Linked DNA regions of Homo sapiens: regions 2 and 3 are each linked to region 1. Evidence: chromatin contacts called from ENCODE Hi-C data. All regions are on one chromosome and are shown on one strand. The core of a region is the stretch at or near the end of the contact, and the rest is flanking DNA. Distances in the headings are between cores, read along the strand shown.

What was found. A loop is a pair of places that touch in the nucleus more often than their neighbours do. Pooled maps may share reads with other maps.
Region 2: a map of GM12878 shows a loop between it and region 1 (2.7-fold over the local background). The contact joins two enhancer-like sites. A Hi-C loop is called at or near these places in 1 of 168 maps with a recorded cell type or tissue (GM12878), 9 of 37 single-sample maps with no recorded cell type and 7 of 50 pooled maps.
Region 3: a loop to region 1 is called in a map with no recorded cell type, with 3 times the contacts of the local background. The contact joins the promoter of LINC01140 here to the enhancer-like site in region 1. A Hi-C loop is called at or near these places in 5 of 37 single-sample maps with no recorded cell type and 3 of 50 pooled maps.

What each region holds. Positions count from the first base shown.
Region 1 is chr1:87,593,417-87,597,751 of GRCh38, reverse strand. No RefSeq gene overlaps it. Among named protein-coding and RNA genes, the nearest start is that of LINC01364, 220 kb to the right of the region's middle. Within about 2 kb of position 2,734, at least 3 of the 41 ENCODE cell types and tissues checked have a DNase peak (open chromatin) inside an H3K27ac peak, as active enhancers do.
Region 2 is chr1:87,149,537-87,153,692 of GRCh38, reverse strand. All of the region lies in intron 2 of LINC01140 (long intergenic non-protein coding RNA 1140), which reads right to left. Among named protein-coding and RNA genes, the nearest start is that of LINC01140, 22 kb to the right of the region's middle. RefSeq lists enhancers at 1,321-1,919, 1,920-2,518. Within about 2 kb of position 1,497, at least 18 of the 41 ENCODE cell types and tissues checked have a DNase peak (open chromatin) inside an H3K27ac peak, as active enhancers do.
Region 3 is chr1:87,127,088-87,131,864 of GRCh38, reverse strand. It overlaps LINC01140 (long intergenic non-protein coding RNA 1140), which reads right to left and starts at 2,100. Exons shown (of 3, transcript NR_026989.1): 1 at 1,871-2,100.

The DNA.
Region 1 (4,335 bases), core at 1,485-3,984:
CTCCCATTTCCCAAGAGCAGTCCCAACAAGGATGGCCACATTTCCATGGGCCCCAGATGGAGGCACTTGGTTCTTGGAGTCTTGGTTCTGGTTTACTGATTGGACTTGCATTCGTTTCCTAGGACTGTGGTAACAAGTTACCACAACCTTGCTGCCTTCAAAGAACAAAAATTTATTCTCACGCCTCTGGAACCTAGAAGTCCAAAAAGATGCCTCAGATTAAAGAACCACTTCTGGGGGCCGAAGTCCAGAGGTGCTAGTGGCGGATGTTTTCTTGCCTCTCCCAGCTTCTGTTGGCTCCTGGCCTTCCTTGGCTTGTGGCAACATGTCTCCAATCTCTGCTTCTATCATTACATGGCCTTCTTATCTATGTGTCTCTGTGTCTCAAATCTCTCCCTCCTTTCTCTTATAAGGGCATTGGCCAATGAATTTAAGGCTCACTCTAAAGTTTTTAAATCCAGGATAGTCTCGTCTTGAGCTCCTTACATAAATGACATCTACATTTGGATCCTTATTCCAAATACAATCACGTTCTGAGGTTCTGAAGACATATCTTTTGAGGGTCACAATTCAACTCACTACAGGACTGTAATCAATGATGTTGGTTCTTCAATCCAAGGCATCATTTTTCAAAGCATGTTCCGTGGAGCACTAGCCCCTTGAGATTCTTCAGAGGAAAAAAAAAGGTTAGATGGTTCTGTGGTCAAGTAAGTTTAGAAAGCTATACACCCCTTTGGGGAATCACAAATCACAGAGCTGATTAAAGGTTTGAGATGTCCCAAAGTTGTTTAACTTTATCAAAGTCATTGTTTCCCCAAACTTAATTGACCAAAAAGAGCTGTTGCTTCTTTTTTAAAGTAACACATTATTAACAACCCTTGGAATGCACTGAGAAATGCAGGACCCATAGTATTATTTCAGTGAGCAAATATGAGCCTCAAACCTCAAGTCTATTATCTAGTCTTTCCTGAAGTTTTGCTTTGTACTGAATAGCAGTCCATGGCTAGCCCTTTCCACTTCTTTGGTCTATCAAGTTGTAAACAAGCCCAATTATAGCACAATCTCATATCACACAGATTCAGCCAGACTATAGGAGTGGTCTTCTGAAGCAAAACGAGTTTTATAAAAATGATCTTTTAAAGTTTTTGCAGAGACTGTTAGTTTGGCCCAATCCTAGAATTATGAAAAAAGGAAAAAAAAAAGCCTCATTTCATTATAGTTCCTTTATTTCTTGGTCCAAGGTTTCCTCCCTTTTCCTAATTAAACTTTGTGATATGTGACATCCTTTTACTCAAAACAGGATTAAGTATCAAGAGAATGAAATTGTGATCCTAGCTCTACCAGTGAAGACCTATAAAGCTTTATGAAAATCAGTTAACCATTCAGTGGAGCCTTAACGTAATTCCTTAATCTGAAAAATGGGCTTATTTTAGCCTAACAACCCCATCAAATTATTATTATTATTATTATTATTATTATTATTATTATTGAGATGGAGTCTCTCTCTGTCGCCCAGGCTGGAGTGCAGTGGCGCGATCTTGGCTCACTGCAAGCTCCGTCTCCCGGTTTCACGCCATTCTCCTGCCTCAACCTCCCAAGTAGCTGGGACTACAGGTGCCTGCCACCACGCCCAGCTAATTTTTTTGTATTTTTAGTAGAGACGGGGTTTCACTGTGTTAGCCAGGATGATCTCGATCTCCTGACCTCGTGATCCGCCCGCCTCGGCCTCCCAAAGTGCTGGGATTACAGGCGTGAGCCACCGCGCCCAGCCGAAAATCATCTCTTAAGTGTTTCATTTGTTGTTATTAAACAGTATTTTTAAATCAATAATGCTTAATAACAATGCTTTATAAACAGCAACAAACATTCTTATCATACCTTGAGAATACTAGAAAGAGAAAGAAAGAAAGAAAGAAGAAAGGGAGGGAGGGAGGAAGGAAGGAAAGAAGGAAGGAAGGAAGGAAGGAAGGCAGGCAGGCAGGGACGGAGGGAGGGAGGGAGGGGAAAGAAGGGGGAGACCGGGAGGGAGGAGGAGAGGAAGGGGAAGGGAGAGGAGGGGAGGGAAATAGGAGGGGAAGAAAAAGAAAGAGAAAGAGGAGGGAAGGGAGGGAAGAGGGGAGAGGAAAAAAGAGGAAGGGAGAGAGGGAGGGAGGTGGGGGAAAGGCCCCGTTAGGGCCAGCTTCATGGGCATGCAACCCCTGCAGTCTCTTGGGGCCCCACACTTAGGCCTTGCACTCAATTTAATTCTCTGCTGTCACTGTCTTGAATTTTTTTTTTTAACAAGGAGTCCCACATTTTAACTTTGCACTGGGGACCCCAGATTATGTAGCCTGGCCTAGGCCCAGCCATTCTTCCCTCATAACCCTGTGAGGAAGTTATTGAGGGACCCCTTTGCAGTGGAAGCTAGACAGCATTCTGACTAATTTGATCCTACAATTTCATTTCTGCAAGAAAAGCTTACCATTAAGGAACTTCATTCCAGTTCAACAAACACTAAAAACCAATCTTTGGAACTGCTCCAAGTCCTAAGTCCCTTCGTATTTTCAGTTTACACATTTTGAAAAAGCCCAGGCCACAAAGCCAGCTAGAACATTTTAAATTATGGGTGTGGCCCAAGTGTTATTTTTAAGCCATTAAATGAGTTCTTTCAAAGTTTGAACTCTTGCAAAGTTACTTCTGTGCCGAAAGCTTTTTAATGACCAGAAAATGGGAATTTGCAATAAAAATGTTGACACAAGCCCACTCCAGGGCCAGAGTTTCTCTGCTCTAAGCGTAGTACACGGGCAATATGGTAATAAGGGCAACACCACGTAACTGACAAGAAGCAGAGTCTCTGAGCAGGCAAGAAGGTCAGAGTTTGTCAGTTTATAAAGCTGGGTGGATTAGTCACTGGATCTCACTGAATATTCTCGTCAATTCTGTTGGCCGGTATTGCCTCATATTTATAATAACCAGGTATCTTCAGATTTTACTTGTCTTATTATAGTTGCTTCAACGTGGAAAAGACAATGGTGTTGGGCTCTGTAACTTCTGCTTGCTCAGAGAAAAAGTTTCAAAAAGGATGCTGACTGGATAGGCTCTGATCTTCAGAAATTGTCATTATCATGGTGATAGCGTTTGTTGAGTTAATTTTAGAAACTGTTGAGGTCTCTTTCTCTCTCTTACAGATTTCTTACTTTTTAAAAATATCTTGGAAATTTGGAACTACTTTAGTATTTTTTCATGATTTTGTTCTTTAAGATTCAGAAAGCAAGTGCTGGGTACTTTCCTTCCATCTTCAGTTGTGCAGAGCTTAAATGGCATTGGTGCTTTTCCTTAACAGCAATGACAATGGCTTAATTTATGTGGTGCTGCATGTTGCCAAGCCATCTCAGTTTGTACCCCCTCCACATCACCAATGATGGCACATCTCACAAACAATACTTGTTAGCGGCTGGGACCGATTCAACAGATGGAGTCCAAAACAGTGTTTACACAAGTTCTATAAAAATAGTGGTTTTAAAAACACATTGGCAATTTTATGGTAGATTGAAGAAGAAAAAAGAAACTACTTATCATTTAGATTAGTTTTTCCCATAAGATTGTGAAAATGTTATGGGAGATTAATCTCAGATAAAAAAAAAAGAAAGAAAGAAATACCTGGTAGGGATTGGAAAAATGGGTATTCAAATGGAGGACAACCTTTGAGATAGATACAGAAGGTTGAATGTGAGACTTTGGTTTAACCAAACTGCTTAACATTTACAATAAAATCAACACTTCTTAGGCAACAATTGGTATCCATGCCATCCATTGGAGTTAAACGATTATCATCACCATATAGATTTAACAGACAGTTGAGGGACTGTTTTATAACCTCACTATTTTGAAGCCACCCCATGACTCAGACGCTAAGCAGGACTGTATGTAACCAAAACCTCCTAGAATTTTAAAATTTAAAAAAACTTTAGAAATCATCTAGTCCAGCATTATGTAACAGAACTTTCTGCAGTGCTGGATATGGTCTAAATATGTGTGGTCCAGTATGATTATCATTAGTCATATGTGGCTATTAGGCATTTGAAATGTGGCAAGTGTAACTAAGATATTAAATTTTATATTTTATTTAATTGAATTCATTTAAATTTCAGTGACTGCATGTGGCTAGAGCCCATGGTGTTAGGCTGCACAGGTTCTAGTCCAATCCCTATTTTGCAAAAGAGGAAATAGAGCCTACAGTGTTTCAGGGCCTTGCACAGTGTCTCACACCGACTTTGTGAAAACCAAATAGTAGGCCGGGTGCAGTGGCTAACGCCTGTAATCCTAGCACTTTGGGAGGCCGAGGTGGGTGGATCA
Region 2 (4,156 bases), core at 248-2,747, 440 kb after region 1:
CCCATTCTTGTAGTGAAGCCATGGCAGGCCATTCAACAGCTGGTTATCAAGTCAGACAGTACCAAGTGATCCACTTGCTTTCTACCTCCATCCCCATTTTATCCTGCAGGATTTCAGGCAGAGGGTGTGGCTCAAAGTAAAAGGCATTTTGGGTCACCAAAGGAGAAGATGAGCCCCTTGGAAAAAGGAAACAGTTGGCCATCACAGATGGATACCTTCCACTGGCTAATTAAATAGGACTTTGGTTGCTGTTGCTAAAGTACCACTTGTTTATAAAACTGTGTTGACCAATCTGGGTTTTTTTCTTGCTTCTGGAAGAAAAAGAGAGGACAAGATCAGTGCCTTTTCCAGTAGAGCAGAATAACCTTCTCATGTTGTTGGCTTCCCCAGCAGACTGCAGACTCCTGGAGGGTAAGACCACGACTCTGTGTTATTAGACACTGTAGCCCTCACACCTAGCCCTGCACAGAGGCCGTGAATGTTTAATAAACACTGGTTGAATAAGTGAATGAATGAATGTTCAAAATAAACCATCCCTAAGCCAAGGAGCAGTTTGTCCAAGAGCCCTGTCACATCGCTCCCCATCCAAGCAGCCCTGCCACCCAAACGCTGGCCCACTCAAAAGATGTAAGGGCTTTCTGTCATTCACTTACTGAGAAAGGCACTGATTCCTTCTTCAACATATCATCATCAAAAGGAACAGAAATTTGAAGCTTTAAGGAAAAAAAAAGGTCTTTGCAAAAAAAATCATATAGTTGGTTGTCAGACTCCTGTTTAGGAATTGACTAGGAATCCCAGCATCTCTTTTGAGCATTAAAGACACACAAAATGAATAAGGGCCTTCTTGGCAAAAGAAAAGGGACTTATATTTGGATCTCCAAAGCTCTTAAATAAGAGCAATTTTGATTTTTTTTTAAAGTATCTTAGTGAAGCTCTCAAACCACTGAAGATTTTTTTCTTTCAAACGTTTCGAACTCGTTGATCTCAAGTCTCTCCAGACCTCCACATTCCCTAACTGTTCTATGTGGTTAATCCCTGAGTGGGGGGAATCTAATTTTCTGCGGCTGCAGTCTCGGGTTAACAAGAAGGCAACCTTGATCTGAAGAAAATAGCAACCCACGAAAATCTAAACCTTGGCTGGCGATTTGGGGTAGCTTTTCTTGTTTAAGTTTTCTCCCCTTTTTTCTTTAACAAGTTTAAGAAACAAGTCATAAGGCAGAAAATCTAGGGTTTGGCTGTCTCTGCCCTGTTTTAAGGCTCCTTCTGAATTCAAATGAATCATTTCCTTTTACATAAAATCTTCAACGAGGCCACACTTCTTTTGTTATCAGAGTGTTGTCATCGGCAAGCCTGCTCGACTCTCATAAAGGCAATTTAGTACCTGACATTCGAGCAACGTGTGCGCGGGCCTGGATTTGCCTTACAAATAAGGGCTGCCAAGGAAACCTCTGGGGAGGCCGGCGGCCCTGCTCGGGGACACCTAAGGTGCATCTTTCATCAACTTCTCCGACAGGCCTTTGCTTCCCAGGGCGTGCTGTTCTGTACACAGCCGCCTTCCCCTCCCGAGAAAGTTCAGGACGGCGGCGGGGCCACTCTGCAAGCTTATCCTGACCCCCAGCGGTCGACCCTGTCATCGGGCCCGCACCGGGTCCCTCTCTCGCTGCCGGGCAGAGGCGAGCACCGCCCTGAGGTTCCCTGGATCCCAGGGACCCAAGCACCATTCGCTTTAATTGACAATTAAAACAAACTTCGGTTCTCACAAGAATCAACCGAGTGAAATTTCACAACTGCAAGTTTCACAATTCAATTCCCTTGAAGCAAAACCAACAGTTTCCCTGAGGTTTCACTCCACACCTCTCCATTTGTTGTTTAACTTCCCCCTCAAGTTTCTCTTCCCACACACAATTTTATTTTCAAGTCAGTCATGGAAACAGTTTAATTATGTTTCTGGGGGTCCCCGCATCCTCCCTGCCCCGGTGCTGAGTCAGCGCTTCCGCGAGCCCCAGGATGAGGACTCCAGCGAGCGCATGTTTATTAACAGAGCAGCGTGGCGCTCCCAGCGACCAGGGGGGCCCCCCCGAGGTGGCTATTTATGGCTTCTGCCCACCGGCCTGCCTGTTCAAGCTGTTTCATATTGTCAGCCACCGGAATCAAACAACCTGAAATAAGGCCTCCGCGGCCACGAATAGAATGCAGTCAGCAAACAACGTCCGACCCCGGCGGTAGAGTCGCCGGATTTAGCAAGTAAAAATACAAGATGCCCAGTTAAGATTGAATTCAGATAAACCACAAATACATTTTTAGTATAAGTATGTCCCAAATATTGCAAGGGATATGTTTGTACTAAAACATATTTGTGGTCTATCTGAAATTCACATTTAACTCGGGGCCTTCTATTTTATCTGGCAATCCTACCCAGTAGAGAAAGGAGAGGTTCTGTTTTATGGTTTTACAGCTCAGCTTCTGAGCAGATCGGGATAGTTCAGGGGGCCTGGGCCTCTCCTAAGAGTTAGGTGAGACTTATTTTTAAACGGTAGGAAAATAGTCCGAATGTGGATTCTCGGAGCCTCTCTGGAGGCTCAGACCTCCCTGGACATTGCCCCCCTTCTCAGTCCTACCCTCTTCTCTCCCTCCCTGTCTCTCTCCACTGTGGAGGCAGGACCCTGTCCTGAAGGGTCCCGTTCCCACGGTCAACCTTCCCAGTCAGCCTCAGGTGTCCTAGCTCGCAGATGTTGAAGCAAAAGTCAAAACCAAGGTAACTCTTTTTAGGGGGTAATAGATTTAACTGCAGCTGGGTCTTCAAGGGACAGGAGTAGCCATATTCTGAACTGCTATTTGTATCTACTGAAATGTAAACATTAAAAAAATTTAAAAAAAAACAAGTTTGAATTACTATCTTCCTTTAAAAAAAAAAAAGGCTACGGCCTTGGGAATACTGTACATATCTGTTACCGACAATTCTGAAAACCACCTCTGCAAGCCTGTCAGTTAAACCAAATGTTAAATGGAAAATATTTGGCGGGATTTAAAATTAGACCCGCACACATTACTTACAGATGTTTCCATGCAAAACACTTGAAACTGAACCACACCAAGTCATAAACCCCACAATGGTGTATTTTTTATACCCCAAGTTAATTTTTATTATATAAGTAGCCATATGAAGAAGGTATTGCATACAGCTTAAATTAAATACGGAGGAATGAAATCAGCAGTATCCCTTTACAGCATATGGCCCAGCAAATCAAATTACAAAGCTTTCCACATCTCATTAACTGCAATGAGTACAGTGAGTTTTCTAATAAGTCACATCTTTTTCATGTGAGTGGTGAGCAGTGACTTATTGTAAGAATTCACAGGATGACCCTTGTGCTGAAATTAAGAACTAATCTAAAATGGGCAGGGTCATCTGGTCAAGACTGATCATAACATTTCCTCATTATTGTTTTAGTTGGCATTGAAGCATATGTTTTCCTGGTGCCCCAGCTGAAAAATGCCTTTGATAATTTCACTGACAGCAAATAACCCACACACTGCCATTTAATGAGTTTGGGCAGGATTAGCTGACAATAAAGAATATAGTATAAATGTTTTTATTAGAACAGATTTATTTTTTAGCTGGGAAAAAAAAAAGAAGTCACATGGAAATGCTGAGCTGATTTCTACCCTTGTGATAGCGATCGCCCTGTTAGTGATGCAGGTGAAGAGGCAGAAGCTGCACGAAGCCCAGGGCTGGCCAAGACAGTGCCTTTAGGCTACAAATGGTGAAAGGCAAATTCCAGCTGGAACCTATACTCAGATGTCTGGTTCCTCCTTTGCACAACAAGAAAAAAAATACTTCTACAATTGCTCATCATGTGGCCTTTGGTTGAGATGAATTACCAATTTACAACCTCTTGTGTTTGGAGAGAAGCAAACTGTGCTCTTTTGAGGCAAGAATCAGGAACCTAAAATCATTTAAGCTTTCTTGTTTATAAGGCCAGAGTGAGGCCAAAAATCCATTTTCCTCTGTGCTCTAAGCCCTTTCAATGACGAGTTTCTCACCATCTGCACTAATAAATATGGACTGGTGTGTGTATAACCATACACTGAGGAGAAGGGAAGAGTGAAAGGATTTTAAATGATTGCAAATTGCTCTCCTGCTGAGATAACAGCA
Region 3 (4,777 bases), core at 851-3,350, 470 kb after region 1:
TGCGACCAGCCCTGGAACCTCAGACTTAGGCTGGGACCTTGGGATGGGTCATCCCAGGGGCTCCAGCTGTGGACGAGTGATGCCCTTCCAACAGGCAAAAAGCCCCCCAGACGTCTCTCTCTTCCTGCTGCAACCAAAGCTAAAAAGAAAATTTGCCAGAATGAATGGAATAACTGACGGTCCCCTTCAATGAGACGTCCATGAGGTGATGTCTGGTTTTTCCTAAATACAATGGCCAGTCGATTATTAGTTCATCCAGAAAAAATATAGATGCTGTCATCGTATAAACATGAGTCTCCACATAGAACTGAGCCTCAGACCCGCTGGAGGTGCTCTGTCTGGGAAACACTGAACTAGAATTTTGGGTGGAACGAAGTAGAAGCTTTACTTTTTATTTAACAGTAGCCTGAAGACCTCCTGCAGAATAATGGAAAGGATAAAGACCTGGGAGCCAGGATACTAAGGTTCTGGCATTAGCTCTGCCCCCCAGTTGTCTGTTTGACCTCGACCAGAGGGAAACAGTTTTACTACCTCTCACAATACTGTGCAGTCTGGATTGGTATCTCCATGTAATCAATAAGGAAATAGGGGCTCCAGGAGTTTACCCAAGGCCGGGCAGCAGATCAGTGGCCAGACCAAGCTTCAGCTGCACGTCTGCCCGACTCTGAAGAGCACGTTGCCTTCACAAGCCATCAAATCCCTTCGTGCTTTGGCCTCTTCATCTACCGCTTGAAGGGTCTGTACCAAGTGGTCATGGTTCCTTCCAGATACAGCAAACCGTGATTCTAAGGTTTCACTGATCCCTTAAAATCCAGTTTTAGTGCTCACAAACCCCATGGTGATAACAAAAGAGCCTTTAAAAAGGATTTATCCACCTATAAAAACCATTAGATTTTATTTGGGGCTGTGGGCAAAGAACACCAAAGCAAACGTGTTGGAACATCAAACCTCCTTTAAAATTTAGGGCAGCAGGGACAGAGGAGAAAATCTGCACAGGGCAAGGAGGGACAACTTACAGATTCCATGGCTGGAACCAGACTGCGGGACACTATTTATCTGCCATTGGCTTCCTGGGGGATAATTGCCTCCTGACAATTGTTTAGACTTGATAAATACATGAAATGGGACCGCCAACAGTTTATCTGGCTACCAGTTCAGATCCGGACAGAACCAGATGAAGAAGTCAGGCATATTTGCAATAACCTCAAAGATAAAACCTTCCTATCAGAGGCAGCTTATCTCCTCCTCTGGGTCATGCTGCCTAGTAACTGCCACCTCCAAAAGAAGGAAGGGGAGAGCACTTCTAGCAGGGGGTTCACAGTGGGCCTTGCTTGCCTTGAACTCCCCTTCCTGCCCACACGACAGGCCACCTGTCTGGCAGCAAGGGAGTGGTACTGTGCCCTGATCTGGAAGGCTTAGGAAAGATGTTGGCAAGGAAAGTGGAAGTAATGAGCAACTAGATCCCAAAGCCAAGGTCACCTAACTCTGAGATGAATGCGTTCCTTGTGGGCTCTTCCTCTGTTTCACATGGACAAGCTAAAGGAACTTCAGGCCTCCCCAGCAAAGATAACACCATGAATCGCAGCTCACAGGAGCTGGGACCCTGCTGGGCTACATACTCACCCCATGACCAAAGGCAAGTGGGACCTCTGGGCCTCAGTTTCCTCACCTCTCAGGGGTTTGAGCTAAATAATCCCTAAGATCCTACTGAGCCATTTTATGGACTGGAATCAAACCAGCCAGACCTCTTTATGGTTTAAAAGAGGCCAGAGGTTTCATCGAAGAACCATCTCCCTCCCTTACATTTTTCCTCAGCCCGCTTGCTTTTCTCTTCTCCCTCCCCGACACCTCTCATTTGCCGGCCACAAACCTCCATCCTCCAACTCCTTTCCAACGTCAGTAGCTGGCTCCACCAGGCTGGCTAAGGAGCGAGGAGACCATCACCTCAGAAAGCAGCCCCGCTGGGAGGTCCACGGAGCAGTTCGCCGAGCTGTGCACAGGCCCTTTATTTTCCATCTGTCAAGAAAGGAAGCTGCCTGTTGCTTATTTCCTCCTCCCACTCTTCTCCCTTCCCGCCAGCAGACTCTTCCACTTTCAAAATATTCTGATGGGGGATCACAGGAGTTTTCCTCAAACAAGATCACTTGGGGTCAACTACTGAGCAACTCCCAGCCTCAGCCCCACCCATTCCCTCACCCTCCAGCTTGAGCAATAGCTCCAGTTAGTAAAGCAGTTGGATCAACAGGACAACAACCAAAAGTGACCTTCTACGTCCTAAAGCCCTTGCCTGACACCACCTCTTTTTTTTTTTAAATTATTCAGGGGCCTTTTGGGGACCCCCAGTTGAGCTGTATTCTGCAGAAAGAACTTCCAAACGAAAGGAATAAGGCATTGTTTTACCAAGAGCCTTTTCTCCCTCAAGAAACACAATGTAAACTAGGAAACTTGCACTTTCTTTTACCTTTGGGTAGATGAGCAGAAGGGAAGAGTTACTACCCAGGGTGAGGTCATTCCTCCATGGTGGTAGAATATCTGGTTCTTTCAGTTTCCCCATGGTGCTGGCCTCACAATAGGTGTTCATGAGGTGCAGGCTAATTGGGTGAGTGGATGCAGTGCTCTGATGGATTTATTCAGTGTACAAGATTGCAAAGCCATGTGCCAGCAAAGGCTTAACCACCCCACCCTACCCTTCAGACCAGCCCCATAGCTTTCCATGTCCCTGTCTGCCCAGCCTCAGGCCAAAGCAAAGGCAGGGATCTGAGCTGTACCCACTGTGAATGCCCATCTCCTGACCCCTGTGCTAGTGTCTTGTCCCTGCATGCCTCGGCTGTCTTCTCTCTGGACTATGATTCATGGCAGATATTAAAAAGGAAACAGCATCCTTCAATTCTTTCTACCATTTCTCTTATCTTTAAAGGGTTCTTATTAAGCAGTATCTTCAAACTTATTTATGTGATGTCATGCTAGGAAGCAGCGTTGTCAATGTGCCACTTTCCATGAGCACTGAATTCAGTAAAAATAAAAGCCAAATAAATGATATATTGTCTCCATGCAGAATCTTCTCTAGTCATGACTAGCTATCCAGATAGTAGGGAATCCCTAAAGATAATCAGATAATGGTGACTTTTGCTTACTGAGGCAAGCTCCCCTTTCCTCTGCGCTTCTGGAGTGATTGATCCAGAGAGGCCAGCTTCTTGCTGGGGCACAGCTGCAATCCGCTGTAAGAAGCCAGCCCAGAAGCGGGGACACAAAATCATGGGGAGCCGACCATGGCCAAAGCATCATGCTATTACCCTTCACTTCACATTTTTTAGCTCTTTTTTGAATGTTATGAAAGATACACAGATGTATATATTTTATGTTTTCATATTAAAATGTTTTCATATTAAAAATCAAAGGGCAGGAGGAAGTGAGGAAGGGGAAGAAAGTAGCATTCAAACGCCAAGCATCATGCTGGGAACTTGGAGTTCTCAAGCCCTCCAGTCTTGGTCACTGGGGAAGGGAATGGGTATCACCCGCTTAGTTCATATTTGAATAACTGCTCATACTTGAAAATGTCTTCAACTGCAACAACATGAAGTGGGGAGCCCCCACAGGATCTCCACGTCTTCCCTGAGAGCTCTTGGACCATGCTCCTTCATCCTCCATGATTTTGATCTTGCAGTTCTGTTTACCTTCAGTGCCTTCTCACTCTTTACACCCTCATCCCAACCCCTTCCACTTTTCAAGACTCATTTAGACATCATCCCCAAGAAAGCTTCTGATTCCCCACTGTCCAGTCCCATCTGGGTGGGTACCCATAGAGATGTCCTGTACACCTTGTCCCCACGTGTTAGAATACTCTGTATATCTGTCTGCTTCCTCAAGGTACTGTGAGCTCTTTGAATGAGAGTCTTGTTCAGGTTTGCATCCCCAGTATCTACTGGTTCAGTTCTAGGCTACCACTTGCCCAAACAACACCTCTGTGTTCTAAGAAAAAGAAGAATGCAGCCCCATCCCTCCCACTCACGCCATACGCACACTGTCAGCCTCCAAGCAAGGCCATGTGACTCCCTTGTTCAAGTCAGAAAAAGGTTCTCCCTCCTCATAGTGGGTGCAGCTCTACAGCAAGGAGCAAGGCGTGGTGAGTAGGAGATGAGCTGGATGTCAGCACCCACTGGGCCCAGGCTCCAGGTAACCTGCACAACTGTATTGGTTGGCTCTGGTTGGATCAATCACTCCATCCAGAGAGCAGTGACCCACTTCTCCTGACCTCTGGCTCAGCTTCCAAGACACCAGGCTGCTTTTCTGCTCTACTACCAGCTACTCCCTCTAACTACAGCTGCTCCATGAGGTAGATAAGCCCCTGTGTCTCTAATGGCACAGTGCCCCATGCAACCCAAACACAGACCCCCAGGAGAGAGAAGCCAGGGAGGTCCTGTTTCTTCCAGGCCCATTGCCAGCCTCTGTCCGGGTCTGGGCACATGGGCTCATTTACATGGCTGGTTTGGAGCCTTTGGCAGATGAAAGCGTGCGGATGGTTTTATATGTGTTGCTCATCATTAAACCTCCCCTTCAGGGTTTCTTGCCGCCTTTGGTTTGTGTCTCAATCTGGAGCAAATTTAAGCAACGGTTTAGGCCTCTGCATTTCCTTGGTTTAATTAATAATTCATAATAAAAATTTAATCAAGGCATAAGCTTTTGTGGAAGGTTATAAAACACTTTTATTTGCCCTGGAGATCAGAATGACCACTTTCTAAATCTGTGAAATGATGGGTTTTTTTCCCAAATGAGGAAA